6 separate regions of the Homo sapiens genome follow, and all the other regions are linked to region 1. The links are chromatin loops, found by intact Hi-C in ENCODE. Cell type or tissue: chondrocyte. All regions are shown on one strand. Links, peaks and the distances in the headings refer to the core of each region. The heading gives the core; the rest is flanking DNA.

What was found. A loop is a pair of places that touch in the nucleus more often than their neighbours do. Peaks named below come from ENCODE experiments on the same cell type or tissue, not always from the same donor. Only the 100,000 strongest peaks of a DNase experiment are listed, where the experiment ranks them.
Region 2: a loop joins it to region 1, with 8 times the contacts of the local background. A loop is called at or near these places in 103 of 110 quality-filtered maps.
Region 3: it touches region 1 in a loop (3-fold over the local background); 21 of 110 quality-filtered maps call a loop at or near these places.
Region 4: it touches region 1 in a loop (6-fold over the local background); 23 of 110 quality-filtered maps call a loop at or near these places.
Region 5: a loop joins it to region 1, with 13 times the contacts of the local background. A loop is called at or near these places in 31 of 110 quality-filtered maps.
Region 6: a loop joins it to region 1, with 4 times the contacts of the local background. A loop is called at or near these places in 24 of 110 quality-filtered maps.

The regions. Positions count from the first base shown.
Region 1 is chr3:138,913,308-138,918,683 of GRCh38, forward strand. It overlaps LOC124906289 (a long non-coding RNA gene), which reads right to left and starts at 2,675. Exons shown (of 2, transcript XR_007096114.1): 1 at 2,549-2,675. RefSeq lists silencers at 2,131-2,350, 2,761-2,910. In chondrocyte, for the core only: CTCF peaks have their summits at 2,286 (motif pointing left), 2,783 (motif pointing left) and 2,983; DNase peaks (open chromatin) are centred at 2,377 and 2,814.
Region 2 is chr3:138,696,715-138,701,714 of GRCh38, forward strand. PIK3CB (phosphatidylinositol-4,5-bisphosphate 3-kinase catalytic subunit beta) reads right to left here. Exons shown (of 24, transcript NM_006219.3): 13 at 2,193-2,381. Among named protein-coding and RNA genes, the nearest start is that of FAIM, 90 kb to the left of the region's middle. In chondrocyte, for the core only: a CTCF peak has its summit at 2,620 (motif pointing right); no DNase peak of the experiment used is centred there.
Region 3 is chr3:138,346,226-138,351,601 of GRCh38, forward strand. MRAS (muscle RAS oncogene homolog) reads left to right here and starts at 2,354. Exons shown (of 6, transcript NM_001085049.3): 1 at 2,354-2,542. RefSeq lists an enhancer at 1,866-2,821. In chondrocyte, for the core only: CTCF peaks have their summits at 2,173 and 2,377; no DNase peak of the experiment used is centred there.
Region 4 is chr3:138,330,465-138,335,840 of GRCh38, forward strand. The region is part of intron 1 of LOC124909438 (a long non-coding RNA gene); the gene reads left to right. Among named protein-coding and RNA genes, the nearest start is that of NME9, 3.3 kb to the left of the region's middle. In chondrocyte, for the core only: CTCF peaks have their summits at 964 (motif pointing right), 1,163, 2,184 (motif pointing right) and 2,394; no DNase peak of the experiment used is centred there.
Region 5 is chr3:138,476,714-138,482,089 of GRCh38, forward strand. ESYT3 (extended synaptotagmin 3) reads left to right here. Exons shown (of 23, transcript NM_031913.5): 23 at 105-3,212. The coding sequence ends at 141. Among named protein-coding and RNA genes, the nearest start is that of ESYT3, 45 kb to the left of the region's middle. In chondrocyte, for the core only: CTCF peaks have their summits at 2,819 (motif pointing right) and 3,035; no DNase peak of the experiment used is centred there.
Region 6 is chr3:138,771,995-138,777,370 of GRCh38, forward strand. The region is part of intron 2 of PIK3CB (phosphatidylinositol-4,5-bisphosphate 3-kinase catalytic subunit beta); the gene reads right to left. Among named protein-coding and RNA genes, the nearest start is that of PIK3CB, 60 kb to the right of the region's middle. In chondrocyte, for the core only: a CTCF peak has its summit at 2,700; no DNase peak of the experiment used is centred there.

The DNA.
Region 1 (5,376 bases), core at 260-5,259:
TTCTATAGTATGGATAGACCATAATTGGATTCATTTCCCTATTGATGGAACTTTATTGAGGTTGCCTCGGGATGGCGCTATGCAGATAATTTTGCAAAGAGCATTTGGGGCAGTCACGGTGGCTCATGCCTATAATCCCAGCATTTTGGGAGGCTGAGGCGGGAGGATTACTTGAGGTCAGGAGTTTGAGACCAGCCTGGCCAACATGGGTGAAACTCCACCTCTAACAAAAAATACAAAAATTGGTTGGGTGTGATGGCAGGCGCCTGTAGTCCCAGCTACTGGGGAGGCAGAGGTGGGAGAATCTCTTGAACCTCGGAGATGGAGGTTGCAGTGAGCTGAGATGGCACCACCGCACTCCAGCCTGGACGACAGAGTGAGACCCTGTCTCAAGAAAAAAAAAAAGAAAAAAAGAAAAAAAAAGACAAATTGCACTTCTGCCCAAACCCTTGCCTGAGCTAACAATAGTAGCTAACATGTATTGAACACTTTCTATGTGTCTGCCCTGCCCTTTGCAATGTATTAGCTCAAAACTCCGATTAATTAGATATTTTTATTAGCTTAATTTTACAGATGTGAAAGCTGAGGCAGACAGATAAATGGCATGTTCAGGGTTTTAGAGCTGATAAGAGACGGGGTTGGAGTTAAAATCCACGTTCTAGTTCCAGTCAGTGGGCCTGCCTGACCACTGTGCAATTCCTGGCTGCAAGTCCCAGCCTGGGGCTTTGGGTGCAAAGGGTGGCCATATTTAAAAGTGAGATGCTGTCCAATTACTCTCCCAAAGGGCTATGCCATTCTCTGGTACCACCAGAGTAAGAGTGAGGCCCTTTTTCTCTTCAAGGAGTATGTCTTTTTCTTTTTTTTTTTTCTTTTTTTTTTTTGAGACGGAGTCTTGATGTGTTGCCCACGCTGGAGTGCAGTGGCACGATCTCGGCTCACTGCAAGCTCCGCCTCCCTGGTTCACGCCATTCTCTTGCCTCAGCCTCCCGAGTAGCTGGGACTACAGGTGCCTGCCACCACGCCTGGCTAATTTTTTGTATTTTTAGTAGAGACGGGGTTTCACCGAGTTAGCCAGGATGGTCTCAATCTCCTGACCTCGTGATCCGCCCGCCTCGGCCTCCCAAAGTGCTAGGATTATAGGCGTGAGCCACTGCGCCCAGCCAGGAGTGTCTTTTTCTTTTCTTTTTTTTGAGACGGAGTCTCACTCTGTTGCCCAGGCTGAAGTGCAGTGGCGCAATCTTGGCTCACTGCGATCTCTGCCTCCTGGGTTCAAGCGATTCTCCTGCTTCAGCCTCCCGAGTAGCTGGGATAACAGGCGTGCGCCACCACGCCTGGCTAATTTTTGTATTTTTAGTAGAGACGGGGTTTCTCCATGTTAGTCAGGCTGGTCTCCAACTCCTGACCTTGTGATCCGTCCGCCTTGGCCTCCTAAAGCGTTGTGATTACAGGCGTGAGCCACCGCACCTGGCAGGAGTGTGTCTTTTTCATTTCCATATCCCTGGGTGTAGGGGATATGGAAATGAAATATACCCCACATAAGGTCCAGCATGGAGCAGGTAGGTGCCTGTGGGACGGCTGGATGGATGAATGGATGGATGAAGGGGAGCAGACAGGTGTGGAGAGAGGGAGGACAGGTCACACCAGAGGGGCCATTGCTCAGTGTGGCATCTTGCCTCTAAAACTCATTCATTTAACACGTTGAAGTGTTCCTTATTTTTCGGTTCCTAGCTGACTCGCCCCTTCCTGGAGGGATCTGCTGAAGCGTCCCTCTCCGATCAGAGCCTTCCCTGACCTTCCTGTCTCCACCGCACCATGCATTCCTCACCCTCCTTATCCCGCTTAGTTTTTCTCCACAGCATCTATCCTCACCGTACATGCATTTACACTTCTGTTTTGCTTATCGTTTTCCCCATCCCCGCAGGGGAGAATAGGAACCTCACTAGGGCAGAGGCTTTGTTTGTTCACTGATTCATCACCGGGACTTAGGACATTTCCTGCTGTTGTCGCTCAGTCAGTATTTGGTGAATATGGCCCCTGTTATTCACTGTTCCAGGAGCTGGGAGTGCAGCGGCGGGCGGGACAGAGACCCCGCCTTCAGGGCTCGACATTAATCCTGCCTGAAGGTGGGAGCCCGAAGAGCCTCTCCCAGCCCTGGGCTCCAGATCACTTTGTCCCTTCCTAAAGAAATCTAAGGCTGGCAGCGACGGCTCTCCCTTGGGCGCAACAGCCGCGCCCCCGGCGGCAGGCCCGCCCCACAGCGCCCCCTGGCGGCCCCGAGCGCGCCGCACTGGAGCCCCGCGCTCCGCAGGCGAGCTGGAAACCCCGGGAGCTCCGGGGCCATTTCCTCCCAACTTTCGGACACTTCTGCTTTCGCCCGGGGCGGGAAGAGGAGGAGGGCTGGGGGAGGGCGCAGCGCAGGGCGGGGCAGGAAGGCTGGGGCTCTGGCGCTTTCTGCCACGGCGTCATCTGGAAGACCCGCTTTTTCAAGGGCGAAGACCCCACATTCTTGGAGGGCCTAGCTTTCCTCCGGGCCCAGCTCTACACTCACCTTACGCCTCTTCTCCCCGCGGGAGGTGAGGGGTTGCGGGGTCACAGGAGGAGGCGAGGGCCGGGCCAATGTTCGTCCTGCCGCCCTACGTCCCCTAGGTCCTGCACCAGGGTTTTGGGGCCAAAGCAAGCAGTGCCTCTGTGTTTGGGGTGGAGCTTCTTCACGGTCTGTGAACACTACGCGCAAGCCCTCGGGCGCGGTATGGGCGAGTGCCCTGCCCTGGCGGGGGTCCCAGGGATCCGCAGGGAGGGGAAGGCCTCCGAACAGAAGTCAGGGCGCCACCTGGCGGCCGCAGCCCACAGCCCACAGCCCACAGCCCACAGCCCGCAGCCCGCAGCCCTCAGAGCCCAGACGCGCCTTAGGGGCCGCTTGGCCAGCGGGATCTGCAGACCCTAACCCTCCTGCAGGATCCCGGGCCCATTTCCCGTAGTGGTTGCGGGCCTGGGTCACTGACATACGTAAGGTATGACAATCCTACGCTAAGGTAGGATTGGACTTTGAAGAGCTGAGCAATGGCTGGGCATGGTGGTTCACTCCTGTAATCCTAGCACTTTGGGATGCTGAGGCAGGAGAATCGCTTGAGCCTAACAGTTCGAGACCCTGCCTCTACAATAAATTAAATAAATAAATAAATAAATAAATAAATAAATAAATAAATAAAAAAGGAGCCAGGTGGGCCTGGTGGTGCGCGCCTGTACTCTCAGCTACCCGAGAGGCTGAGGTGGGAGGATCTCTTGAGCCTGGCAGGTCCAGGCTGCAGTGAGCTGTGATTGCACCACTGCGCTCCAGATTGAGCGATAAAGTGAGACCCTGTCTCAAAAAGCAAAACAATATATAAAAGAGCTGAGCACCGACCAGTCCAAGCATGAGAATGGCTTCTGTTGCTGTTGGAACTGAAGTTTCCTGACTTCATGGATGCCCTGAGGGCTCAAAATGGCTTTACCTCCTCTCCATAGTTCTCTTTTTTTCTCCTCTGTCTATATTGTTCCTTTTATTCAGTCTTGATAAAGTGTGTGTGTGACAATAAAATGAATACATAGTCGCTATTTTTAAAAATGGAGAAAGTTCCTGTGGTTCCTGTTGGAAGTTTTCCCCTTCCTGAGAACATGGGTCTGTGCTCACTGGAAATGCAGGTTTGCTGGTTCTCCTTCCTTAATCCTGGCAGGACTCTTGGCCCGGAGTCAAGTCCACTCCCCTTCCTGGTGTGGGCAGGAATGGCCCATTTATCTCCAGGGCTGGAAGCACCTTGGAGGCAGCTCTGGAATTGGTGAGGCTTTGGGGGTGGGAGGTAGGGGGTGTCAGAAGGGAGGCATTGGGCATCCTCAGATGTTTCTCACTTTTTTCCTTTTGCATAACTTGATTAATTTTTTTTTTTGTGAAGTTCTTGCCCATTCAAAAACAGTTTTATTTTATTATTATTATTTTTTTTGAGACAGGGTCTCACTCCGTCACCCAGACTGGAGTGCAGTGGCACAATCACGGCTCACTGCAGCCTCCACGTCCCTGGGCTCAGGTGATCCTTCCACCTCAGCTTCCTGAATAGCTGGGACTACAGGCGTGCATTGGCTAATTTTTTTTTTCTCTCTTTCTTTCTTTTTTTTTTTTGTAGAGATGGGGTTTCACCATGTTTACCAGGCTGGTCTTGAACTCCTGGGCTCAAGCTATCCACCCCGCTCTGCCTCCCAAAGTGCTGGGATTACAGGCGTGAGCCACTGTGCCTGGCCAGTTTTATTTTATTGTAGTAGGTTTGCCTGTTGTTTCGTCTTATTTTTTTTCAGACATGGTCTCACTCTGTCGCCCAGGCTGGAGTGCAGTGGTGTAATCTCGGCTCACTGCAGCCTTCACCTCCTGAGTTCAGGTGATCCTCCCACCTCAGCCTCCCAAGTAGCTGGGACCACAGGTGGGTACCACCACACCCAGCTAATTTTGTTGTTGTTGTTGTTTTGTAGAGATGAGGTTTCGCCATGTTCCTCAGGCTGATCTTGAACTCCTGGGCTCAAGTAATCCCTGCCTTGGCCTCCCAAAGTGCTGGGATTACAGGTGTGACCCACCGCGCCCGGCCAGTTTTATTTGCTTGTATTAGGTATACCTTGTTTTATTAGTAGCCACTCATAACACGGATGCCCCCTTCTCAGTTGATCTGATTTTCTTACAAAGGGTCACATCAGTGATGGGCCAGTATCCCAGATCTGGGGTGGCAGAAACCAAGGTTGGTGGTCCACTTTCCCACTTTGGTCAGGGGTGTCCAGTCCAAGAAGTCCAGATTCCAGTAATAGGAAAGTTAGGCTGTCTTCTCCTTCTCTTTCTCCTCCTCCTTCTCCTTCTCCTTCTCCCTCTCCCTCTCCCTCTCCCTCTTCTTCTTCTTCTTTCTTCTTCTTCGACAGTCTCCTCTGTAGCCCAGGCTGGAGTGCAGTGCCAAGATCTCAGCTCACTGCAACCTCCACCTCCCGGGTACAGCCTCCCAAGTAGCTGGGATTACAGATGTGTGCCACCACACCAGGCTAATTTTCATTTTTAGTGGAAACAGGGTTTCCCCGTGTTAGCCAGGCTGGTCTTGAATTCCTGACTTCAAGAGATCTGCCTGCCTCAGCCTCCCAAAATGCTGGGATTACAGGCGGGAGCTACTGAGCCCAGCCCTGCTGTCTTTATTTTCTACCTTACATAGTACAAAATCATATTTGTTCATTTTTTGTTACTTAAGAAATTTTTTTATTAGAACATTTCATTTCATAAAATAGAATGTATATCCTATTTGTTCCTAATAAACACCTGAAAATGCCCACTTCAACAATTCTGCTGATATTATGCTCCAACATATAGATGTCTTC
Region 2 (5,000 bases), core at 1-5,000, 220 kb before region 1:
AAGCACCAACCTCATCCCCAATTTTTCTCACTAATAGATCCCCCCTCCCTGCTTTGCCAAAGGCCCTAATGGACCAGCAGTCTTCTTTATGAGCAGAAGAGTTGGGAAGAGACCATTTCCTGGGTTTTGAAATAGCAGTAATAAAAAAAACTCCTCATATCTCCAGTTAATACTTGGAATACACTGCCCATAAATAACACTGAAAAGGAGAGATAAGATTATGTAATACTAGAGGTTCAACAATGTTGTGGTTAAAAACAACTCTACCATTGGAAAGTAATGACTTTGGTAAGATTATTTATAATTATTAAAAATTAAATCATGTAAGTGTAAAATTAAATAAATTGCCAAAACTCACCAAACCTCTCTATAAGACAGCTTTTAAGAGTACAGCAAGAAATTCTTTCCATTGTGATTCTAATGAAATAATATGATGCATTTCTTAGATATGTACTCAGCACTAGACACTATCCAAAAGAAACAGGCAAATGTGTCAACTAAAAAAATGCTTAGATCTTGTTTTCCATTACTGAAGGTTCATGGAAAACGAATCCTGAATTTAGATAATACATCAGTGGCTAGAAGACAATAACTATTCTACAGCAATTAAAATAAAATAGTTCCTTTTCAGTCTAATTTGGTCTAAGGTGGAAACAAGTTTAATCGAGGTACACACAATAATATAATTATATAACATGTCTCCAAAGATTTATTTATTTATTTATTTATTTATTTATTTGAGACAGGGTCTCCCTCTGTCACCCAGGCTAGAATACAATGGCACAATCTTGGCTCACTGCAACCTCAGCCTCCCGGGCTCGAATGATCCTCCTGTCCCAACCTCCCGAGTAGCTGGAACAGGCGTGCACCACCATGTCTGGTTAATTTTTGTATTTGTTGTAGAGACAAGGTTTTGCCATGTTGCCCAGGCTGGTCTTAAATTGCTGAGCTGGTCTCAACCTCCTGATCTGCCCACCTCAGCCTCCCAAAGTGCTGGGATTACAGACATGAGCCACAGACCCCAGCCATTTTATTTTTTTGAGACAAGGTCTCACTCTATTGCCCAGGGTAGAGTGCAATGGCATTTGGTTCACTGCAGCCTCAACCTCCCAGATTCCAACAATTCTCCCATTTCAGCCACTCAAGTAGCTAGGACTACAGGCACATGCCAGCATGTCCAGCTAATGTTTGTATTTTTTGTAGAGATGGGGTTTCACCATGTTGCCCAGGCTGGTCTGGAACTCCTGAGCTCAAGCGATCCACCTGCCTTGGCCTCCCAAAGTGCTGGGATTAGAGGTGTGTGCTACCATGCCTGGCTCCAAAGATCTTTAGACACTAAAAGTAAACACAAAAGAAATCCTTTCTACTCTTAAATTGAGAAGTGAAACAATAAATCCAAAGATTTTTAAAATGCATATAATTAAGATAAATCTGTATTTCTTCACTAAATTTTTAGTCACTATAGATTTACTAAGACTACATACTAGAGAGATTCATTGAACTGAAATAAGTAACATGAAAAAATTTGGTTATTTTAGTAGACCAAATTTATTTGTTCTGATTAAAAAACCCATTTCAAAGGTCTTTCTATTGAGCACTGGTGGGTTGTTTGAATTGAATAAATGCCAGTGCTTTTTGGCAGGGTCTTGAAAATTAAATCAGGGAACTAAAATTTGGTGGGTTTCTGAAGCAAAATGGTCTTTTTTCTATTCTGTCAAAACGCATACATTCAGCAATACTGGACAACTGAAATGAATGTTAAAATTGACCTGAATGATATATTATCTAAAATATTATTCTCTGTAATAGATGTAATTTTCAAACAATGGACATTCATTCTAGAACAGTCATTGCAAAGAGTCTAAAAGATTTAAAACTCTGGAGTTCACTGATGAAGCTGGTAGAAGGTACCCACGTCTTAGAAAGTGGTACTTTTGATAGATAATTGTCCCAAGATCAATGTTTCAATTGTATTTGGTGAAAGGTATGGCAATCCTACCCAAAATCTGAGATTTTTAAATTCTGGAAATGTTCTGGTCCATTACTTGGAGTATAAGAGTTTAAAACCTCAAAATTTCTCCTGCTTAAATTATCCTATCTATGAAAATATACCTATGAGAAAAGGATACTTTATGTGAATCCAACCAAGTACCATACACCCAAAAAAAGTTATAGAAACGATCTTTTGTTACCTGAGCAACATCCTCAAGTTTATTCCACTTGATTGACAGCAGTAATTTTGGCAGTGATTGTGGGAAAATCTCTCGGCAGTCTTGTCGCAAAGTCCAAATAAGATCCATTTCATTTTCACACAGTTGAGACAAGGGATCCCTGTCCAAGATTTCTTTCAATACAGGAAGAAACTTTTTTCCACCTCGACTCTAAAAAAGTAAAATGCTCATTATAGAATTTAATTGTGCAAACACCACAGCGAACTTTCAGTAAATTTATATATATTTATATATAATAAATGAACCTAAGTATGTGAGATACAAAAATATAATTCCATAAAAAAAAAAAAAAGGTAGATCCTTTAATAATTTCTAAGCTAAGGATGAAGAGATTCTTAAAACAGTTTCTAAAAATCTAAAAATGTAAACTGTGCAAACACTGGGTGGCAGTATTGCTTTTTGGATAAAAATCCAAGTCAGGCCAGGCAAGGTGGCTCACGCCTGTAATCCCAACACTTTGGGAGGCCAATGTGGGTGGGTGGACTGCCTGAGGTCAGGAGTTTGAGACTAGCCTGGGCAACGTGGTGAAAACCCGTCTTTACAAAAAATACAAAATACAAAAAAAAAAGGATAATGAGGTGGAGACTAAGAAGACAGTTATAAGACTAGAAGACTGATTACAAACAGGGGATTGAGCAAATAAGTAAATACACCAAAGTTAACAGAAATCCAGATTTCTCATCATTAGAAAAGGGAATTACAAATATGAAAAGACAAAGACTAGAAAATATACAGTGGGAATGGATCCATATTAGAGGTATTGATGAGAACTCATGGTCTTTAATAGATGGATAAATAAATATATCTCTGTGTATGTTTATTTTCCCAAACATATGGAGGTAAACAAATATATACTGTCTAGCTCTGTTTCACAAAAGGGCCTGGAAGCAACTGCACCCCTGCATTCTCCAAGGAGCACTTACTTACTTTATACCCAGGGGCAATGAGCATATCCAGGGCCTAGATCTTACACAGGCCAGGTATGGTGGCTCACGCCTGTAATCCCAGCACTTTGTGAGGCTAAGGCAGGAAGACTGCTTGAGCCCCGGAGTTCAAGAACAGCCTGGGCAACAAAGTGAGACCCCTAATTCTACTAAAAAAAATAGAAATTAAAAAAAAATTTTTAAATAGCTAGGTATAGTGGCATGTGCTTGCAGTTCTAGCTACTCAGGAGGCTGAGGTGGGAGGATCACTTGAGCTCAGGAGGTTGAGGCTGCAGTGAGCCATGATCGTGTCACTGCACTCCAGTCTGGGCAACAAAGCGAGACACTGTCAATCCATTCCATCCGTTTGTTTATCCGTCCGTCCATCCATCCATCCATCCATCCCTACATACTTTTCACAAATAAAAGGAATAAACTGAATATAAAAAATGAAACTCTCCGGAGAAATGCCTGATTCCAAGGCTGGGGTAGGGAAAGTACTAGATGAGTGTGGAATACGCTGTTGTATCGGAAAGAAAGAAATGCTCAAAGAATGATAGGGACAAAGCAAAAAGAGACAAGAGACAGCTTAAATGGGCTCCCATGAGCCAGATCTGGGATAAATTAAACATTAAGATAAATGACAGTAACTAATTACAAATCATCGAATAAATGGAAATCACAAATCCATCTCCTATAAGTTAAAAAAAAGAAGAAAGAAAAAAGAGATGAATGGGGGAGAAGAGGAGTTCAAGGCTGCAGTGAGCTATGACTGTACCATTGCACTCCAGCCCGGGCAACAGAGCAAGACCCTGACTCTAAAAAGATAGATAGATAGATAGATAGATAGATAGATAGATAGATAGATAGATAGATAGAGATAGAGTAGAAGAAAAGCCTCTAACCTATGTTATAAGCCAACTAATAAATCCAAAACGAAAAGCAAGATTTAAAATTGGCAACCCACTGCAGTAACACTGATTCAAGGAAGATGTATTAGTGAATGCAAAAAGAAGTGGGTGACAGCTTGATCTGAAATAGAATGTTTACTTAGTGTCAAAATACGCCCCCACAAAACCTTTATTTATTAACTTTATACTAGAAAAACCTAGCAGACACCGTACTAACCAAGGGATAACAGTTAACTTCCAGAGTAGTGGTAAAAGCCGATATTGCCTCCTGATAAAATGCAGTAAGAAAACTACACCTTTACTTCTTTGATATTCACACTAAAAATGCATAACTGGGATCCTAAACATGACAAAACATCAGGCAAATCCAAACTGAGGGATATTCTATAAAATAATTGGCCTATAGTCTTCAGAAATGTCAGTCATTAAAGATTAAAAAAAAAAAAACAAAAAACAAACAAACAAAAAAACACTGAAGAACTGTTTCGGACTGAAGGAAGCTAAATATACCTGACAATGAAATGCAGCAAGTAACCAGAGATTGGATCCAAGACTTATAAAGCACATGACTGAGAAAACTGGCTAAATTTGAATAAAATCTGTAGATTATATAGAACTGAATCAGTATTATTTTCCTGACCTTCATGAATCTACTCAGGTTATGTATAAAAATGCCATTTTTTAAAGGAAATACTGAAGAATTAAGGGGTAAAAGGACATGATGTGGCCGGGCGTGGTGGCTGACGCCTGTAATCCCAGCACTTTGGGAGGCCGAGACGGGCAGATCACGGGGTCAAGAGATCGAGACCATCCTGGCCAACATGGTGAAACCCCATCTCTACTAAAATACAAAAAATTAGCTGGGCATGGTGGCGCATGCCTGTAGTCCCAGCTACTTGGGAGGCTGAGGCAGGGGAATCGCTTGAACCCGGGGT
Region 3 (5,376 bases), core at 196-5,195, 570 kb before region 1:
CTGAGAAGAGGTATTATTACAGATATGTGTATAAAAGCAGTATAAAGACATCTCTTTGACTCTTGCATAGATGTTGGCTCAGCTCAAGCTGAGGGCATGGTCAGGGTCTTGTGCCAGTCAGGGCCCAAGAGAGGACATCTCTTACATGGGGAGCCCACGAGGGGCTGACAGGCCACCAGGATGTACAGATCCCTGCCCGCCTTCCCAAGTTCTGTGGTAAATAGAGGGGGTTGAGGGAGTCAGGTTCCAGGGCAAACCTAGACAGTCGAGGTAAACTACTGTCCCTCAAGCCTTCTCCCCAACCAGGTCTTTTACTCCCTACTGCCAAGGAGAGATACTCTTGATGGCACCCAACCTGCTGTCCCCTTCCTGGGGGACACTTGGGGTCTACAGGGTCTTTGGAGCAGCAGGTGGGAGTGGAGGCACAGGGGGTGCACAGCAGCTCCCACCAAATGGCTGCATGGGTGGCTGGGATGCCAAAGGAAGCCTGCATGGGATTAAGAGCCTCAGCATGGCAGGCAGAGCCAGCAGCACTGTGAGGCTCCCTTAGGCCTGGGGCAAACCTGAGAAGGGAGTGGGTTCCCTGGACATGTAAAGCTGGTTCTAAGTCATTGAGGTCCACCCAGAAAAAGAATGTCCTCAGAAATGATGCTGACAATCAAAACCACAATGAAATGCCATTTCGCCCCCAATAGGATGACTAGAATAAAAAAAGACACACAATTACAAGTGTTTGCAAAGATGTGGAGATATTGGAACCCTCATATGTTGTTGGTGGGAATGTAAAATGGTGCAGCTGCTTTGGAAAACAGTTTGGCAGTTCCCCCAAAAGTTAAACATGGAGTTAACATATGATCCAGGAATTCCACTCTTAGGTATATACCCAAGAGAAAGAAAAGCATATGTTCATACAAAGACTTGTACATGAATATTCATAGCAGCTTTATTCACAGTAGCCCCAAAGCAGAAAACTAAATATCCATCAAGTGATGCAGGGATAAACAAAACGTATAGACATACAGTGAAATATTACTCAGTCATGAAAAGGAATGAAGTACTGCTACATGTTACAACATGAATAGATCATTAAACATTGGTTACTGAAAGAAGCTAGTCATAGTCACAAAAGGCCACATGTTGTATGATTCCGTTTATAGAAAATGTCCTGAATAGGGAAATCCATAGAGATTGAAAGTAGATTAGTGGTTCCCAGAGGCGGAGGAAAGGGGTGAATGAGGAGTGACTGCTAACGGGTAGTTCTTTTTGTGAGGGGCAGGGGAGGGGAGTGGGAAGTGGTGAAAATGTTCTGGAATTAGCTCATGGTGATGGTTGCAAAACTTTGTGAATATGCTAAACACCACTGAATCGTACACTTTTTTTTTTTTGAGACAGCGTCTCACTCTGTTGCCCAGGCTAGAGTGCAGTAGCGCAATCTCGGCTCACTACAACCTCTGCCTCCCGGGTTCACGTGATTCTCCTGCCTCAGCCTCCCGAGTAGATGAGATCACAGGCACGTGCCGCCATGCCGGGTTGACTTTTGTATTTTTAGTAGAGACGGGGTTTCACCATGTTGCCTAGGCTGGTCTTGAACTCCTGACCTCAGGCGATTCACCCGCCTCGGCCTCCCAAAGTGTTAGGATTACAGGCGTGAGCCACCGCGCCCGGCTTGAATTGTACACTTCAAAAGGTGGAATTTTATGGTGTTGAATTATATCTTTATTTTTTTAACGGGGGGAAAATGACGCCGCTGGAGAGGAGTTAGCGGAACTGAAACAATGAAATGGTGCGCGAGTGTCGCCTGTCCCCGTCGCATCCATCCCAACGAAGTTTGGGCCCTGGAACGGTGCACCCAGAAGGCCTGCGGGGAGAGACGCTGGGGCATGATCTGGAAGAAAGACGTCTCAGGATTCGAAGGGAATGCAGCTAAGGTGGCGGCGGAGGTTCGCCTAGGACTGGGGAGGCGTCCCTAGGCTCAGAAGTTGGCCCGGCCGGAGCGGAGATTTAAAGGTTGGAGCGCAGAGGCTCTTAAAGAGGCCGAGTCGAATTCCCACTCGGCGTCCACCTTAAAGCCAGCTCCCCGGCACCACGGATCTGACCCGGGTAAGTGCTGGGCCGCGGGAGAGGCTGCGGCGCCGACCCCAGCCCCTGGCGCTCTAGCGCGCCCTGCCGGGCCCAGGGGACTCGGCGCGGGTGGGCTGGACTTCGTAGGCGCGCGTCCTGGGGGCCGGGGTGCACGCGGGGGCGACAGGGTCGAGGCACCCGGCCCGGGCTCCCCACTGGCGCGCCCGCAGCGGCGCTCTATTTTTAGCAGGCGCTGTGGCAATATAAGGAATGCGCGGCGCGCTAGGCGCTCGGGGCGCACGCTGGCGGCGCGGTCGCTTTAAGGAGGCGCCGGGGCGGGGACGGACCGGAGTGGCCGGCTGGCGGGGAGCCGTCAGTCCGGCGGCCGCGGGGCCCGGCGGGCGCGACGCTGCCTCCTCACCGGCGCAGGCTAGGAGGGGGCGGCCTGAGTGCCGTAGCCGAGCCGGGGCTGGAGCGCGCGGTGAGTGGTCGGGCGGCCTTGGAGGGGAGGGGGCCCGGCCGCGCCGCCTCTCGCCCCGGCCGTCGCTTTGTTCCGGGGCGGGAGGTGTGGCCGCCCTCCGGGCTCGGCCGCGCTCTCCGCTTGCGGGGTGCGCCCTGGGACCGGCTGTGCGTGGCGTTTTGCCCCCATCGCGGGCTCCCGCGTAACGGTGTGCGTTCGTGAAATCGGCCACGACCAAGACCCCAGTGGGGAGGGCCTGCGCGCCGCTCAGAGAGACCCTTTCATGGTAATTACAGTTCCTTGGCTGCCTGGGCGAGAACCCGGTGGATAGATGGGCGGCAGGACGGGGCGGCGGGGGATGGGTGGGTGGGTGGGGGACTCTTTACCCCCCCGCCTTAAGATGGCGTTAACGAGGGGAGGGATCCGCCAGGGAGTTGACAAATTCATCTGAATAATAAAACGCAGCCTGCTTCATAAACAACCCTTCACTGCCCCCGGAGGTTTGGGGAGCTGGAGCTGTGGTCACAACTAGGGCCTGGGCTCATGCATTGAACTGATCTGGCTGAGGCATCAGACACGGTGCCAGTCCTGCCCTGCGGGGAAGACAAGAGCACAAAGTGACAAGCCAGTGTGGTAAGTGCTGAGATTCGGTAAGCCCAGGGGTTGTGGGAGCCCCTAGGGGTCCCTACTGCAGAGTGGGAGGTGAGAGAAGGCCGCCTAGAGGAGTTAATGTCTGGCTGGCCGCAGCGTATACACTGGACACCCAGTTAGACTCTGGCTAGAGCTGAGGTCTGTTCTGGCCTGGGGCAAAGTGGAGTCTGGAGAGGTGGACAGAGTCCATCAAGGCCACTGGGGCCTTGATCATAGAGCTCTGCCATTGCCCCTACTCCCCAATGGCCCCTGATGGTGTGGAACCTCCCTGGCCTTGCTCCTCTAGGACTCACTCTGTCCTGGACCTGACCAGAGAGGGTGGCTGACAAGGCTCGGAATCGTGGCCTCCAGAGGTTTGTCTGGCAGCAGAAGTAAGATGGAGATATGACTTTAAGAGCTCTGAAACTCCACTGTAATAACAGCAACCAACAGGGCTTCCAAAGACCAGGCACTTGAAGTGGATTTGCTCATCATTTGACAAGACACCTCTTGACAAGACACCTCCAGAAGGATTTTGTTTATTGTAAAGGATGGAGGAACTGGGGTGAAAAAGAGCCAACAGCTTGCCCAAGATCATATCTGAAGTCCATGCTTTTGGCCACGTGGCTGTCCTGGGCTTCGGAAGGCTCTGGTGCAGCCTGTGTTAGAGTTTTGTAATATATTGTTTTATAATTATTCACTATAGACATTCACTGGTGGGTTGAAGTGTGAGGCAGTGAGCTGTGGGTATTAATAACTGACTCGTGTCAGAAGCTTAGCAGTGAACAAAGCACTTTCTCGGATACGGTTCTTAGAGCTTCTCCTGCTTCTTTTCCCGGGGAAGAAACTTGAGCTGCTAACATTTTGTAAACCTCCTAATTTCCTGTAAATCACATGTCCCTGCTGAGTGGGGCTGAAAATGTTTCGGGCAATGGTTTTCACCCTTAGGTCTGTTCACACTGCCCAGCAGCCAGTTAGCTTCTCTCTGTAGTTTATGGTGTAGTTTGTCCTTTTTCTGCCGGGGTGGGAGGCATGGGGCTTTCATGCTCTGGGGTTTTTGAGGTCTGCCAGCCTCTGGGGAGGGAGGTGTTGGGCAAGCCTCGTGCTCTGGTGGAAACTGACCCCCTAGATGTGACCTCGGCATTTCCTAAAGCTGGGGGCGGGACTGGGGTAGGCGGTAGTCAAGGCCCTTTGGTGAAGCAAGCGATTGTCTCCAGCGTTGTCAGCTTCGCTCCTCCATAAGACAGTTGCTAATTTCCACCTCTGTTTTCACCTACATAAGACACTTTATGACAGGTTTAACTTTTATGTTATTATTAGCTCTAGCCACTGGTATTTCATACTCAGTTCGTCTGAGCTACTTATAAAGTGACAAGTCCAGCCAGGGCAACATGGTGAAACTCCGTCTCTACAAAAATTAGCTGGGCCTGGTGGCATGCACCTGTAGTCTTAGCTACTTGGGAGGCTGAGGTGGGAGGATTGCTTAAGCCCAGAAGGCAGAGGTTGGAGTGAGCCATGATCACGCCACTGCACTCCAGCTTGGGTGACAGAGCAAGACCCTGTCTCAAAAAAAAAAAAAAAAAAAAAAGTGACAAGTCAGTTACCCTTGGGGTTGGTTTGGTTCCTAAGCTCTAGTGATCACCTGGAACCAGGAATGACTATTGGCCTCTGATAAATTAGGCTCCTGGGATGACTGGTCCTAACCTCAGTCAGAATCACATGTTGACCAGCCTCCTGGATCTAGTGAGTTCTCAGGGAAATGTGGCTTCCATAATATATTTCACATCAGATTTAACCATTGTAATCTGTTCTGCCAATGAAATGCCCCCAAACAGAGTGTGTCTCCCTGAAAGCAATTGAAAAACATACCTGCTCATGAGCATTGTGTAGTTTGTACAAGCATACTCATGTGAACTGAATGGGAATGCATTCTTGTGCAATGCTGGAATGTTCTTAAGTGTCCAGAGGATGTGCATTGAGTTCCAGAGGCTCTGTACCTGCCAGGCCCTGGGCAGGCATAGAAGGTACAGTCACCTTTATCTGGAGACAGGTAAAAAAGGAGCTGGAGGAGTTCCCTGAGACCTGGGACACCTGGCAGGTACCCATTGTCTAGGGACTCAGCAGAGAATTCAAGCTTTAAGAGGAATTTTCTTGCTGGACTCTGAGTCCCTGTCAGCCCTCCTAAGTCTTAGATCATGCCTCTGAGCCCTGTAGTACTGAATCAA
Region 4 (5,376 bases), core at 210-5,209, 580 kb before region 1:
GAGAAAGCTATACCAGGCTGACACTAATTAAAAAAATAGCTGAAGTAGGTATGTTAATTTCAAGAAAAGCAGACTTCAGAACAAGGAAATTTATCAGGTATAAACAGGGACATTACATAAAGTTAAAGGGATCAGTTATTTGGGAAGACATAACAATACTTAATATGTATGTACTTAAAAACAGAGCACCGAAATATGTGAGGCAAAAGAAGATAAAACTGCAAGGAAAAATAGGTAAACTCAGTATTATAATAGAATGCTTTCATACCATTTTTAAAAAGTAATTAATACATCCAGCAGAAGCAAATGAGCAAGGATATAGTTGAACTGAAAAATATCAAATTGATCTAATTGACATTTATGCAATATTTAGTTCAACAACAGCGGAATATAGATTCTTTCTCAAGCTCACATGGGACATTCACTGAGATAGACCACAATCTAGGCCATAAAACATAGCTTAACAAATTTAAAAGGATAGAACAAAGTATGTTCTCTGACTGCAATAGAATTAAACTAGGAATCAATCACAGCTGATGAAAGAGATCTCACAGATTTAAATAAATGAAGAAATATTCCGTGTTCATGGATAGGAAGAATTAATATTGTTAAGATATCAATTCTTCCTAAGTGAAGCATACACCAAATGATTTCCATCCAGGGAGTGCTGATACCCTGTTTGGCCATGAGGTACCCAGCAACCCTCTGTGAAGTACAGGGCGATGGGTATACTGGAGACCGAACATCTTCCTACCTGTCATCCTGCCTTCTCCCACTTCAGCTCCGAATCCACCTACTCTTTTCTTGCATTCAGTCCCATGGCAATATTCAGTTCCATGATAATATTACGCAGAGCCACAGGCAGTCCTTAAGACACCACATTGCAAACTGAGTTGACTAGATGCAAATCATGTTCATTGCCACAAGGTGGTGGTTGCTGAAGCTCTTGAATGGTGTGGAATCTCCCTTAGAATTTAGTTTCCAAAATAAAATTCAAATCAGATGCTAAATTCCTCTTGCCAGCACATGGAAAGATAGTGACATTTATTCTTTCTGAAAGGGTTAAATTTCTTACCATGTGGTCTCTATTACAAAATGTACTCACATCTTTGCCAGGCTAAACCTCAGAAACAAATTTAGGTAAACCACATGTCCCAGTTTGCCTGGGACACCCCCACTTTTCACCTGTTGTCCCATGCAATTATTAATAGCAACCCCTCTCACTTTCAAAAGTGTACAGTTTGGGTAGGGTGCAGTAGCTCACGCCTGTAATCCCAGCACTCTGGGAGGCCGAGGCAGGTGGATCACTTGAGGGCAGGAGCCTGGCCAACATGGTGAAACCCTGTCTCTACTAAAAAAAAGTATCAAATAACTGGGCCTGGTGGTGCATGCCTATAATCCCAGCTACTTGGGAGGCTGAGGCAGGAGAATCACTTGAACCCAGAAGACGGAGGTTGCAGTGAGCCAAGATCGTGCCACTGCACTCCAGCCTGGGTGACAGAACAAGACTCCATCTCAAAGAAAAAAAAAATTACAGTTTGGACAACATGGAACCTCATCAGTTTTTTCCCAGATGAATCACCTTGGGCCACTCCTGCTTTTTAATAAAACTTCCATCTTTTACATGTTTTGTGACACAGGTGAATGGTTTTTTTTGTTGTTGTTGTTTTTGTTTTTTTGGTTTTTTTTTGAGACAGAGTCTTGCTCTGTCACCTGGGCTGGAGTGCAGTGGCGTGATCTCAGCTCACTGCAACCTCCGCCTCCCGCGTTCAAGCAATTCTCCTGCCTCAGCCTCCCGAGTAGCTGGGACTACAGGCATGTGGCACTATGCCCAGCTAATTTTTGTATTTTTAGTAGAGATGGGGTTTTACCCCGTTGGTTGGCCAGGATGGTCTAGATCTCTTGACCTTATGATCCGCCTGCCTCAGCCTCCCAAAGTGCTGGGATTACAGGCATGAGCCACTGCTCCCCGCTGGGTCAGTGTTTTTATTTATTATCCAAAAGTCAGATTTTTTCAAATGTATCTATTTTTAATCAGCCCTTCCCTCAGTGATGTACTTTTTTGTTTGTTTTATTTTAATGCAAAACCTGCTAACTAAATTTAAGGGCTACTGAGGTGTTTTAGAGTTCAAAAGATTAAAAACCAAACTCTTCCTCCTGCAACTCATGTTTATTGCCACAAGGTGGTGGTTTACTCAAAATAAACCCTTCTGAGACCCAAATTGGACACTAGGAGCATTTTCTTTATCAAAATGCTTCAGAACTGATGTGACTCTGTAAAACAAGAATGACCCTCCTCACTTTAAGAGGAAATCATAGACCAAAGCAGGCTGTGCTTCCTCGGATGCCTTCCCGTTTTTCATCGTAGAAGATAAGAATGTATATACACATCTTCGTCTAACCTAACTCCTCTCTCCTTCCAGGTGTAATGTCTTCTTTTTTCCACAAGTAACAGCAGGTCCCTCCTGTGCCTTGCTCTGAGGAAGGCAGCTGGGAGTGGTAGAACTGGGAACTTTAGGGTCAGACAGATGTGGGCTGGATCACAGATACACCTACTACCTGTCTAAGCTTGGGTGAAGCTACTTCAGCTTATTCAGTCAGTCTTAGTTTCCTCATCTTTAAATTTTTTTTTTTTTAAAGAAATGGGGTCTTGTTATGTTGCGAGGTGCCTGGAACACCTAGGCTCAAGCAATCCTCCCACTTCAGCCTCCCAGGCAGCTGGGACTGCAGGTGTCCACCACCATGCCCGGCTTGTTTCCTCATCTTTAAACAGGGAAATAAGACCTACCTTTCAGGAATGTTGTGGAGAGAGGTAATGCGTTTCAAAGTTTCTTGACATTAAAACCAGTATTACTGTTGGCCGGGTGCAGTGGCTTACGCCTGTAATCAGTCCCAGCACTTTGGGATGCCAAGGCGGGTGGATCACGAGGTCAGGAGATCGAGACCCTCCTGGCTAACGTGGTGAAACCCCGTCTCTACTAAAAATACAAAAAAAAATTAGCTGGGCGTGGTGGCGGGCGCCTGTAGTCCCAGCTACTCGGGAGGCTGAGGCAGGAGAATGGCGTGAACCCGGGAGGCAGAGCTTGCAGTGAGCCGAGATTGCACCACTGCACTCCAGCCTGGGCAACTGAGCAAGACTCCATCTCAAAAAACAACAACAACAACAAAAAACCCAAAAAACAGTATTATTGTTGTTGTTGTGAAGGTATCATGCCCCCTTTCCACAGTATAGATACGTTGGGCAGCAGCTTCCCAGCCAAGGATTGCAAGCCATAACTCCCCAGGAGGTTCATCCAAGTTGTTGTGTGGATCAATATTTTAATTCCTTTTTATTACTTCGTATTCCATGGTCTCAGTATATCACCATTTGTTTCAAATTAATATTTGAGTGGGATATGAGGTTTTTTATTTCCCCATATGGATTTCTGGTTGCATAAGCACCATTTGCTGAGAAGACTTTCCTTTACTTCACTGGATTGATTTGGTGTCTTTGTCAAAAACCAACTGGCCATGTAAGTGTGAGTTTCCTTCAGGATTCTCTAGTCTATTCCGCTGATCTAGTTGACCATCCTTATACCAGTACTTGATTACTAGTTGTATAGTAAGTCTTAAAATCAGGTAATCTAAGTCATCCAACCTTGTTTTTCTTTTTCAAAATTATTTGTCTATTTTAAGTTCTTTTACTTTCATACAAATCCTAGAGTCAATCTGTTAATATGTCTGTCTTTAAAAATCCTCTTGAAAATTTGATTAAATTGCATTAAACCTAAAGATTGACTTGGGAAGAATTGACATCTTAATAATGCGGAGTCCTCCAGTCCATAAATAGGATGTGTGTTCCATTTATTCTTTAACTTCAGCAATGTTTTATAGTTGTTAAACCAATCTTGCAAGTCATTTGTATTCATTATGCTATTATTAATGAAATTGACTTTCAAAATTTATTGCCAATTTTGTGCTGCCAGTACATAGAAATACAACTGATTTTTTGTATATTGACTTTGTATTCTGAGATCTTGCTAAACTCACTTATTAGTGCTGGTAGTTTCTTTGTTGATTGTGAGGGTAACTTTGAAAACACAAGATAGTGAGCCATAAAATGGAAGCAGCTAGTCTGAGCCTAACAACCTGCCTTGGACTGTGTTGCATTTTCTTCGTGTCGTAGTAGTCATTGGGGGTTACAATCAAACTGCTCATCTGTATTGTGAGTCCCTGTAGGGCAGGTTGTCCCAGCTACTTCCTAGTGAATCTTTTTTAATGAACCTCAGGTTTCCATCATGACCTGAACGAATGAGCCCTATGCTGCCCACCATTCATGCTTACTGAGAAGTCAGAGGAGATGACAAGGAGACTTCTACATGTTGTAGAGGAAGCTGACCATAGGTCCCTCCTGTTGACCGATGTTTCTCCATGGGTCTCTCATGCATCTGCATATTTTTCAAGCAGAGGCACTGACTGCTTTATTCCCAACAGCCTTTCCAGGAATGTTTATATAGTGAACAACCTTGAAAGATAGAGGTAGTATCTCCTTCTAAAGCAAAGGAAAGGTTTGTTTACAGCCTTGGAAGTTAGAGATAATGTCTCCTTCTGTAGAAAGCATACTTAACTCTTCAGTGTAAAAGCTTTGGTTTCTTGAAGCTAGGATTCTTCTCCTATAACACAACCTGCTGCATGTGCAGGTGTCACCTGGCCCTCTCTGCATTGTCCTATGGGAATCAGTTCAGGAAACCTATGCAAAAATGCTAATACTTTGGTTATTGCTATTGCTTTGAATAATAAACTATCCTTCATCTCTGACCCAGGAGCGACTTATATGTTCTTTCAGCATCCATGATTATGGAAGAATAACTTGTAAGCTTGCAAGGAGGGTAAAATCTCAGATGATTTACAGTTCTTGACACCTCCCTAGAGGTAATGAACTTTGCCCTTGATTGTTGAGCCTCCTAGAGAGCATGCTCTTCCAACCTCCCATTAGAACTCCTTGCCCATACACTTGAAACTTTTGAGGCAGAGCTAGATTTCAGTCAAGCTACAAAGACCTCATTATCGAGGACCACACTCCTCCAGTGTTTCACCCAAAGTTTCCTGAATGGCTGCCCTGGAGATTTGAGGGCTTAATGCTAAAAGGCCTTAAGCATTTAGAGATCTCTAAACATCACTAATATTTAACTCAAAGATTTGTGTGCATTTTATGGAATACAACATACCACATCCGTATTTGTTTTAATGTAAAAATAACACTTTAAAATTCTAGCCATCAGGGATTTTAAAAGTGTTTTCTAACTGTCTTGTTTGTCAAGACATTTGACGTGATGCTACTGGATGATGCTACTGGATTTCAGAAAATTGGGCTAAATTAGAGCAAGCAAGCCCTGC
Region 5 (5,376 bases), core at 113-5,112, 440 kb before region 1:
TGCTGGTCTTACAGAGGCCCAGGCAGGCAGGACTAGGCAGTTTGTCCTGTTACCACAACACACTGTCATTACTAACGTTAAGTCCAAACGTAACTGTCTTACAGGTATGAGCTGACTCCAAATGGACAGCCCAGAAGCTGATGATGAGAATTCTTATCACTCACCTTTATATTAAAATGTATATATATGTATATATTTTTTCCTTTGGATCACTTACATCCAATATATGTATATTTTGTCATTTAAATCAGAACAACCACTTGAAATTATATACATACAATTCTTGTGTGGAATTTAACTCCATGACTGAATAGCATAAGGAAGAGGTTATTTAAAAGCAAGAACTACTTTTTTTGGTTGGATTTTTTTGTTCAAGTCCAGAAAGAAATGTTATATTTGTGCCTACTAAATTATCCAAACCTCAGTGTTTATATACTTAAACAAGTGCCACTTTTTAGTAGGTAATTATATACCATCTGATTTAGGACTTACCTGAATGTATGTACCAGAAAGTGTCCTGCCTCTGGCATAGGGGCTGGGGGAGGTCTGTTTCTGGAGCCACTACCAGCATTCCTGGGCAGTGACTGGCCAAAGGGAAGTCACTTTTTTATGGAAATAGAAAGTGACCCAACTCAAAACTGCCAAGAGCTAACACTGCCAAAGCCCTTCTGGCTGCCACCTGTGGTACTTGTATGCCTGGATATTTGTTCTTTTATTTGACCTGGAGCTAAAAATGTATTTCCCTACTGGCAAAAATGTTATACTGATATACTTAAATACCTTGAGTTAAATACTCTTGTGTAGTCTAAGGGCCAAACTCCAGCGTGTAGCATTATTTCCATAGGAAAATGCAAACCAAGTTCCAAGCCCAGGTCTATGTCTGACTCTCATAGCAAAGCACTGGAGACTGCTGAAGAGTGTCACCATCAGAGAAAAGGAAGCTTTCAGATAAGTTTAGGCTATTCAACTTTTCTAAAGAGATGGTTGGTTCACCTAAATAACATGTTAAAAGCAAAGTATTAAATTATATGCTTAAACAAGCGCCTCTTTTACATTTCAGACTTTACAAGACCAAATATACTTCTCATCCCCTCCAACATTCCTGGACCTCCTCTTCTCTCTTACCAACACCAACACTACCTGCCGTCAGTTTTCTGTCTCTGCCTCTGCCTTCACTGCCACTTTTCTGAAGCAGGGCAACATTCGAGAACAAAGTTTTGTCATGTTACTCTTATTCCAGTTTCCTGCCATCTGATTCACATGCAGATGTTCTATTCCAGAGTAGTCCAAATACTATGCTCTGCTGACTCAAGTCATGTCTCAAACCTATTTCCTCTATTAAGTAAGTCAGTCAATCCATAGTGAAATGGACTCTTCCTACCGCCTGTAGCATTTACTGTTGATACTGAGTATTTTCCATTTTAATAGTTCCCAGCCTTTATAACACTAAGTTTTAAGAAATGTTGATTAGGCATCTGCTAAGGTTACATGCTAAGCAGCTACTTATATTGTATTTGGTATTTAATTTTGTTTATTCTCCAGTTGAACAGTAGGGAACAATTCAAGCTACTTGAATTGTTTTTCACCCTCACCATCCAAGACCGTGTTAAGTACATAGAAGATGCATGGTGAAATTCGTTTCTGCTGAGGTTTCTATTTTAAATGGCAAATTCTCATAATAAAATGGAGCATTGATGCCTACCCTGTCTACCTTATGATGGCATTCTAATTGCCCCCTAAATAGACAAGTGCCTTGAAAATGGAGAAGCACCAGAGAAATAAGGGAATGTATCATATGTACATCGAAACATTAGCAACCCTAAAACAGCTAATCAAAATGGCAGATAAGTGAAAACCTACCCCTCTTCTTCCAAACTTAAACCACAAACATTTATTTTAAACGTGGTCAATTGAACCGTTTTTACCTGTGTCAGGCAACACAGGTAAATACCTGGTGATGGTCTGAAGAGGAGTTAAAATGTTGAAGGGAACCAGAATTTTAGTACACAGCAGACAGGAGGCAAGGTTATATAGGCGCTGTGTGAGGGGCAGGGAGCCTGAAAAGTTGTTAATACCTTGGCTGCCACTGAGGACAAGAATTGGTTTTCAGCAGTGGGTGGAAACAATCAGCTAATATGCAGGAGCATAGGGTCTGAAGTTAACATCATCTTGGTACAGAAACCCCCAAACCTAAGACGGAATGTGAATATTGGTTTAGAACCTGGAAGCCTGTGAAGCCTTGATGGAGGCAACCATAAAATTGGCCCCACAGGGTTGCCACTCCCATCCAGGGCACATATGCGACAACTGCAGCAGATGGCTGTCACTAAAGGGAAACTCACGGGCAAAAATAAATTATGAAACAAAACAAAAACAGACTTTAAAAAAAATACAAAGTACACAGGAATATCAAACTGAAAAATAGCCATAGATAATATTTCAGCCAGAAGGAAAATGTACCAGTAAGGCAGAAATAGCATGTGAGAAGCAGTGGAAAGCAAAGAAATCCATAAAATACATTGGCAAACCTAAGCAAGTTTTGATGATGATTGTTCACAAGATATAAACAAATAACCAAAGATTTTTGCAAGGGTTCAGAAACATAGTAGAACTAAAATGTTAGTACTAACAACTAAGAAGGGGCAGCTAGGCTGATTAAGAAAGTAAGTATTCAAGACCATATCTTATTTAGGAAGCTAAAGATACTCATCTTAAAAATATAACTGTGTCAGTCACTAATTCATTACCTCTCAGCTTCAAATTGACGTCTGTCTCCTTTGCTGCTTTCCCGGCAGGCTGATGTTTGGCTTTGCCAATAGGGGGCGATGGAAGGACACTCTATAGCAGGAAGAAGGGGCTTTTCTTCTGATGTTTTCCATGGCTGCTAGCTAATTGGCATACAGAGCTGTTCTCAATCAATCACCTAAGTACCCCCACAGTTTACCCTTGGCTCATGGCCTTCATGTTTTATCAGCAGGCAACACCTTTTGGCAAGTTTCTTAGCCACAAGTGGGTTGCATGGTCCTATGGCTGCCAGCGGAAATCTAAATCTCAGCCTGGTAGGGAGGCACTTAGTTTCTAACTTCCTTTCTTGTTCACTCTCCCTTACCCCTGGGGGTAAGGATCTGCATCCTGAAGTTGATATTCTGTATCCCCTAGAGTCCACTTCTACCCCGTTTAGTAGTAAATACAAGAATTGCTAACTAGTAAAAGGTGGTTAAGTTTTTCATGTTTGGTTACCTGTGCAATGTGGTTTCTGTCTCCTAAGTATGTATTCAAAATTGCAAGATAACTATGAAAATAGAGTAATAGCAGAAAGCCAATAAAGTTGATATATACAACTTCCAAATTAGCAGTGAAGAAGAAAAGGTTATAAAGAAAAATCAACCCTGCAAAACGTAGGAGGGGAAAGCAAAGACATAGTAGACAATACAAAAGATGGTCAAGATACGTCTAAATATATTTGTAATTACAATAAACAACACTATTAAAATCTAGAATGTCAAAAGTAAAAAGCAGTTATATGCTGTTTATAAGAGGTTCACATGAAACAGAAATGTTGAAAGTAAAAAGATTAAAAGATCCATCCAAGAATCATTTAGATTTCTGTTTATATTAATGGCAGCAAACAATATATTAAGAAACAGATGCTCCCTATTGCCACTTCTGTTCAACAATGTATTGCAGCCTGAGTAATAATAGGGCAAAAATAGGTACATCTAACCAAAACTTCTATGTGCAGATGATATGATCATGAGCATGAAATCCAAGATAATCTAAATTGCTAGAATTAACCAGAAAGTCTTCAGCAAGCTTGCTTGATACAATGTTAAAAAAACTGTAGTTCTGTTCCCTAAGAGAAAATAAGTGCATAAAAATATCAATCTATATGAATACATTCAACAACCCCTATAAGAAAACTAAAACTTTTTAAATAAATGTTAAACCTAAAATGGAGAGCTATGCCACGTTTGAGGTTGGAAAACCCAACAAATGCCATTTCTCTCCAAATTAATTATATGTTTAATGAAAGCCCAATAAATCAACAGGTTGTGTGTGTAACTTGATAAGCAGATTCAATGTACATGGAACTACAAAAGGTAGAAAGCCGCCTACTCAACGCCAAAGTTCATTTTCAAGCTGTAATAACTAAGACAGAATGGTACTAGTGCAGGGAGCCAACTGGGCCAAAAGAACAGAAAAGAGCCCAGAAACAGACCCATTCACATATACTCAATTTATGACAGAGGTAGCACTGTGAACAAAGGGAAAAGATAGACTTTTCAATAAAAGGTGCTGGGACAATTGGATATTCATGTGAGAAAATACGAAATGGTCCTTTACTCATATCACATTAAAAAATCAATCAACTCCAGGTATATTAGACTGTGTAAAGCAAAACTATACAGCTGTAAGATAATATAGGAGAATAATTTCACAACTTGTGACTAAGGCAAGATTTCATAACACGCAAAGAGCACTAACTAAAAGACCACACATCTCTCCGTGAAAATTAGGTACTTCTGTTCATAAAAATAAACTATAGGCTGGTGCGGTGGCACACACTTTTAGTCCCAACTACTTGGAAGGCCGAGGTGGGAGGGACCACTTGAGCCCAGGTGTTCAAAGGCCAGCCTGGGCAACACAGTGAGATCCCATCTTTTTTTTTTTGAGATGGAGTCTCGCTCTGTCACCCAGGCTGGAGTGCAGTGGCATGATCTCAGCTCACTGCAACCTCTGCTTCCTGGGTTCAAGTGATTCTCCTGCCTCAGCCTCCTCAGTAGCTGGGACTACAGGCACATGCCACCATGCCAGGCTAATTTTTTGTATTTTTAGCAGAGACAGGGTTTCACTGTGTTAGCCAAGATGGTCTCGATCTCCTGACCTCGTGATCTGCCCGCCTCGGCCTCGCAAAGTGCTGGGATTACAGGCATGAGCCACCACGCCCGGCCGAGATCCCATCTCTTTAAAAAACAAAAAACAAAAAACAAACAAAAAAAACACTATGGGAGGGCCGGACACGGTGGCTCACACCTGTAATCCCAGCACTTTGGGAGGTCAAGGCAGGCGGATCACGAGGTCAGGAGATGGAGACCATCCTGGCTAACACAGTGAAACTCCACCTCTGCTAAAAATACAAAAAATTAGCAGGGCATGGTGGCACGCGCCTGTAGTCCCAGCTACTCAGGAGGCTGAGGCAGGAGAATCACTTGAACCCGGGAGGCGGAGGTTGCAGTGAGCCGAGATCCTGCCACTGCATGTCTCAAAAAAAAAAAAAAAACAAGAAAACAAAAACAAACACTATGGGAAAATGGAAAGATAGGTCACAGAATGGAAGAAGACATTTGTAACACATATAGCTGTCAAAGTGCTCAT
Region 6 (5,376 bases), core at 111-5,110, 140 kb before region 1:
ACCTATTTACAAACCTGAATACAGAAAAAGTTTCATGTATAAAGCAAAATATATAAAAATGAAAAATTTAAAAAAATAACAGACCCACCTGATGGCATCCACTTGGTGCACTCATTTAAAATCATGTTTATCAAGAATATGTGGCAATGTTTAGAAATAACATGAAAAAAATCCAAATATAAACTAATATACACATTAGAATTAGAACTGTGTTTAAAGTTAAAAGAAAAAACTGCAAGTATAACCTAATGCGCGGCAATTAAGGGTGGAAGGAAAGACACTCATACAGTTCAAAAGTAACTATAAAATAAATGTTTCTTTTATTCAACGTGCCTTTAATGATGGCATACAGTTTATACACTCTTTTAAAGTTCTATTGTTCCAGACACTTTGAGTGGGTCCAAAGGAAGGACTTAGGTTAGAACTTAGCAATTTATTCTGTATTTTTAAAAATTATTTTATTTTATTTATTTATTTTTTTGAGACAGGGTCTTACTCTGTTGCCCAGGCTGGAATGCAGTGGCACGATCATGGTTCCCTGCAGCCTTGACCTCCCAGGCTCCAGCAATTCTCCCACCTCAGCCTCCTGAGTAGCTAGGACTGTAAGCACACACCACCACACCCACATCATTCTTTTGATTTTTTTTTTTTTTTTTTACTAGAGACAAGGTTTCGCTACATATTCCCCAGGCTGAGCTTGAACTCCTGAGCTCAAGCAATCCTCCTACCTCGGTCTCTCAAAGTTTTGGGATTACAAGCATTAGCCAAAGCACCCGGCTATTTATTCTCTTTTTTTTTTTTTTTTTTTTGAGATGGAGTCTTGCTCTGTTGCCCAGGCTAGAATGCGGTGGTGTGATCTTGGCTCACTGCAACCTCAGCCTCCCAGGTTCAAGTGATTCTCCTGCCTCAACCTCCCAAGTAGCTGGGACTACAGTTGCCTGCCACCGTGCCTGGCTACTTTTTTTGTATTTTTAGTAGAGATGAGTTTTTGCCATGTTGGTAAGGCTGGTCTCGAACTCCTAACGTCAAGAGATCCACCTGCCTTGGCCTCCCAAAGTGCTGGGATTACAGGCCCAGCTATTTATTCTTAATATGTATGTGTTCATTAGTATTTCTAAACCACAGCCCAGGCACGGTGGCTCACGCCTGTAATCCCAGCACTTTGGGAGGCTGAGGTGGGCGAATCACTTGAGGTCAGGAGTTCAAGACCAGCCTGGCCAACATGGTGAAACCTTCTCTACTAAAAATACAAAAATTAGTTAGGCGTGTTGTCAGGCGCCCACCTACTTGGGAGGCTGAGGCAGGAGAATCACTTTAACCTGGGAGGCAGAGGTTGCAGTGAGTTGAGATCACGCCACTACACTCCAGCCTGGGCGATAGAGTGAGTGAGATACTGTCAAAGAAAAAAAAAAGTATAAAGATAAATTTAGACATATAATCCATAACACTGGTATTTCAGTGGAGAGGGAGGACATTATTGGTATTATTTCATCAAACTAAAAGGGCTGATGAAAAAAATTTAATAAAAGTCATATCACTCTATTATTCCAAAATATACAGCTAGCCTCTTTAAAATATGCCATTTTAAGTTACTTAATACAGTCCTTGAAATGGAAAAAAAATTTAAAAATTAAATGGTCTTCTTCCAAACACATAATTTTTTATTAAGCAATGCTAATAAAACTCTTCAGATTTCTAGTTTTTAGTCTACCTTCCTCTTTTCTAATCTAAATGTTCGACCGTGTTTACCCCTAACATCAACAAGATAAGTTATTCCAAATGGATATATGTATTTCCAGGAGAAATGTATTTCATCCCCACAGTCTTCTCTCCTCACCCTCTCCACCCCTTGCTGAAACCCATTCAAGTGAACAGTATTTGGGACATGGGAACTATCATTAAGTGTTAAGCTATTCCAATCACTGTTTGACAATAACCACGTTTTAAGGTAAAAATGATTATTTCCCTAAATAGATAAAATTAATAGGACAAAGACTACCAAAGACCAATATCTACTACATTAACATAGAGACCTTCTCTAGCCTTTGAAGATATAACTAAGGGAATTCTCCTACATTACAGGAGAGCATTTTCTGTTTTTAAACACTTTTGCTAATAACGCATAAACAAAAATACCCAACATGTAATTGTACAGTTCAATGAATTTTTGGAAAGCAAATACCTATTGCAAAGCAAACCACTATCCAGGTTAAGACAAAGAACACTGCCAGCATCTCAGGAGACTCCTTGTTTGTCTCTTTCAGATAGCAACCCTCTCCCAAACCTCCTACCACCATCTGACTTCTTTTGTAAGAGGTGGGGGTTGTTTTGTTTTTTAATCACTTTAGGTAACAGTATGGGAGCAAAGCAAATATCCAAATAATTGTGGCTCACTGGATACACTTTTGCACCTATCATTCAAGTATATATTTTAGACAAAAGTTTCATTGTCTAGATGACTGCTTCTGTTTCTCACTCCAATGAGTGGCAATGGGTCCAATAGACTAACTGAGGTGGGTGCTTTTGAATGTCAACAAATCTTCCTTCTAGAAATGGTATCCAATCAATTCTGGTTCTTGTTTACAAGTACCATCATGACAATCAGGAATGACTGTTTGTGTAGCAGAGTACCCACATGTAATTGCAATGAGAGTGAGTCATGAGCCAAATTGTACAAGTGTGTGGTGGTGCTGGTGAGTAACTAACCAACAGCTCTCACATCTAGGAACTGAACCAGTGCCAGAAAGCCATCTGGATAGCAAACAGTAACATGAGAAGAATTTTAAATAGCTTACAGCTGTAGAAAATGCACTATTCCAGGCTTTGAATTCTTTTAGTTATTTCTGTCTGCTGTCATTTTGAAAATAAGTCATAATATGTAAAAATTAAAAGAGCATCCAATAAAGGCTGGCATTTATCCCAAGTAATTTCAGGATTACTCCTTTGCATGATGGTTTAAGTTTGGTCTGGCAAGTACTTATCATTTGTTTGTCTGTTTTAAACCTTTTCCTTGGAGACCAATTTTCTTCCTAAGCTATCCACCCATGAATGACAAAATGCTTCTGTGTGTAGCTTTCATTTCTCCCTCACTATGGACTGTAAATTGAGAGGGAAAAGACTAAGAAAAACTGAAGAAGTATCTGTCCTTGATGCCAAGTCTTCTTTCACTGGTTATTCTCTCTAGAGGACACAGAGAGTCCAGAGAGGCAGGCTGATAATGTCATCTCAGTGCTAGGCCTTGATCAAAAAGAGGAAGAGAAGAAAACTGCAGAGGGACAAAGTGGGAAAACAACTGAATTTCAAGGAAATGAATATTTAATAAGTACTTATTCTGTTTAAGATACCATATCACACACTTGATTGGGAGATGAGGTAATTACAAAACAAAACGAAGCAATTTGCAATCCAGCCTGTACCAGAGCAGTTAGGTCTAGTGAGAGACTAGCGGAGGCATGTCTGTTCTCTGAATGATTGCAGTGTTTTTTACCTCGACCTCCCAGAGCCTCAACCAGAAGGGATGAGGATGGAATACTGGAAAAGGGAAATACAGAGTACCCGCCTGAACTTCTTAAGGTGTGGGACTGCAGTGTCTGGGGATCAGGCTATGTCATCTAAAAAGTTGAGGCAGCACCACAATGTTGCTGTCATGAAACCCCCTCACTGCCTCACTGCCCCAGCCTATGACCTGTGCATAATGGGATGAGTACTGGGAGTTACATGGTTTGGAATATAATAATTAATCACATGTTACTATGTCTAAGATCCCAAAAGATCTGAAATCTTTATCTGTTATGCATTAACAGGACAGCTTTTGGATACTGTCCTGTATTTAAGTTATAACATCACCCTATAAGCTAATAAATTATATTTCGTTTCAAAACCCTCAAATATAGCATTCTTTTAAATTAAAAAGCATACATTGGCCAGCCGCGGTGGCTCACACCTGTAATCCCAGCACTTTGGGAGGCTGAGGTGGGTGGATCACCTGAGGTCAGGAGTTGAAGACCAGCCTGGCCAACATGGTGAAACCCAGTCTCTACTAAAAATACAAAAATTAGCCGGGCGTGGTGGCGTGTGCCTGTAATCCCAGCGACTCAGGAGGCTGAGGCAGGAGGATCACCTGAACCCCGGAGGCAAAGGTTGCACTGAGTGGAGATTGCACCATTGCACTCCAGCCTGGGCGATAAGAGCAAAACTCCATCTCAACAAAAAAAAAGAAAGAAAGAAAAATGACATTAGTATCCATTTCATACCATTAGTATAACAGTTAATAATTTAAAATGTTTCCTGACTGAACGTAGCTACTAAAACCAACCCATACCTTTTTCTTCTGGAAACTATGGGAATACTCTCAAGGGATTAAAAATGTTTTGGATAAAACATTAGCAAGGAAAGAAAGCTTTAAGAATCTAAGGCCGGGAGTGGTGGCTTATGCCTGTAATTCGAGTACTGTGAGAGGGCGAGGCAGAGGATCCCTTGAGGCCAGAAGTTCGAAACCAGCCTGGGCAACTTGACAAAACCCTGCCTCTACAAAAAAATACAAAAAATACAAAAATTAGCTGGGCGTGGTAGCACACACCTGTAGTCCCAGCTACTCAGGAAGCTGAGGGACGATCGCCTGAGCCTGGGAGGCAGACATTGCCGTGAGCTGTGATTGTGGTACTGCATTCCAGCCTGGGCGACAGAGTGAGACCCTGTCTCAAAAAACAAACAAACAAACAAACAAACAAACAAAACCCCAGCATGGGCAACATGGTAAAACCCTGTCTTTACCAAAAACACACCAGGCATGATGGCATGCACTTGTGGTCCCAGCTACTTGGGAGGCTGAGGTAGGAGGATCACTTGAGCCTGGGAAGCGGACATTGCAGTGAGCTGAGATCATGCTACTGCACTCCATTGTTGGTGACAGAGTGAGACTCTACCTCAAAAAAAAAAAAAAAAAAAAAGAATCTAAATAATCTAACAAAGTATTGAAAAGTAGCTTAAAAAAATTGTGATTACACGATCAACAGCACTGCTGTCACAACCTGGGATGATTTTAAAACATGGCCACAAAATTATTTTACATCACTCCTGCACCTACTGGTGCTGCCTGCCAAGGCTGTGGGCAAAGTCATCTCCAAGCTGAGCAGGAAGGTCACTGGCATAGCCTTCTATGCCCCCACCACCAATGTGTCCCTCATGGACCTGACCTGCCATCTGGAGAGACCTGCCAAATGTGATGAGAGGTCAGGTGCACGATCCCTCTCCTTGAATATGGCTTCAGTGATGGCTTGACCTCTAATAGAATACAGCAGGGGTAATGCTCTACTAATTCCCAGGTTTAAGAAGCTGCAGCTTCCATTTCCTCACTTAAGACACCTGCTTGTGAGA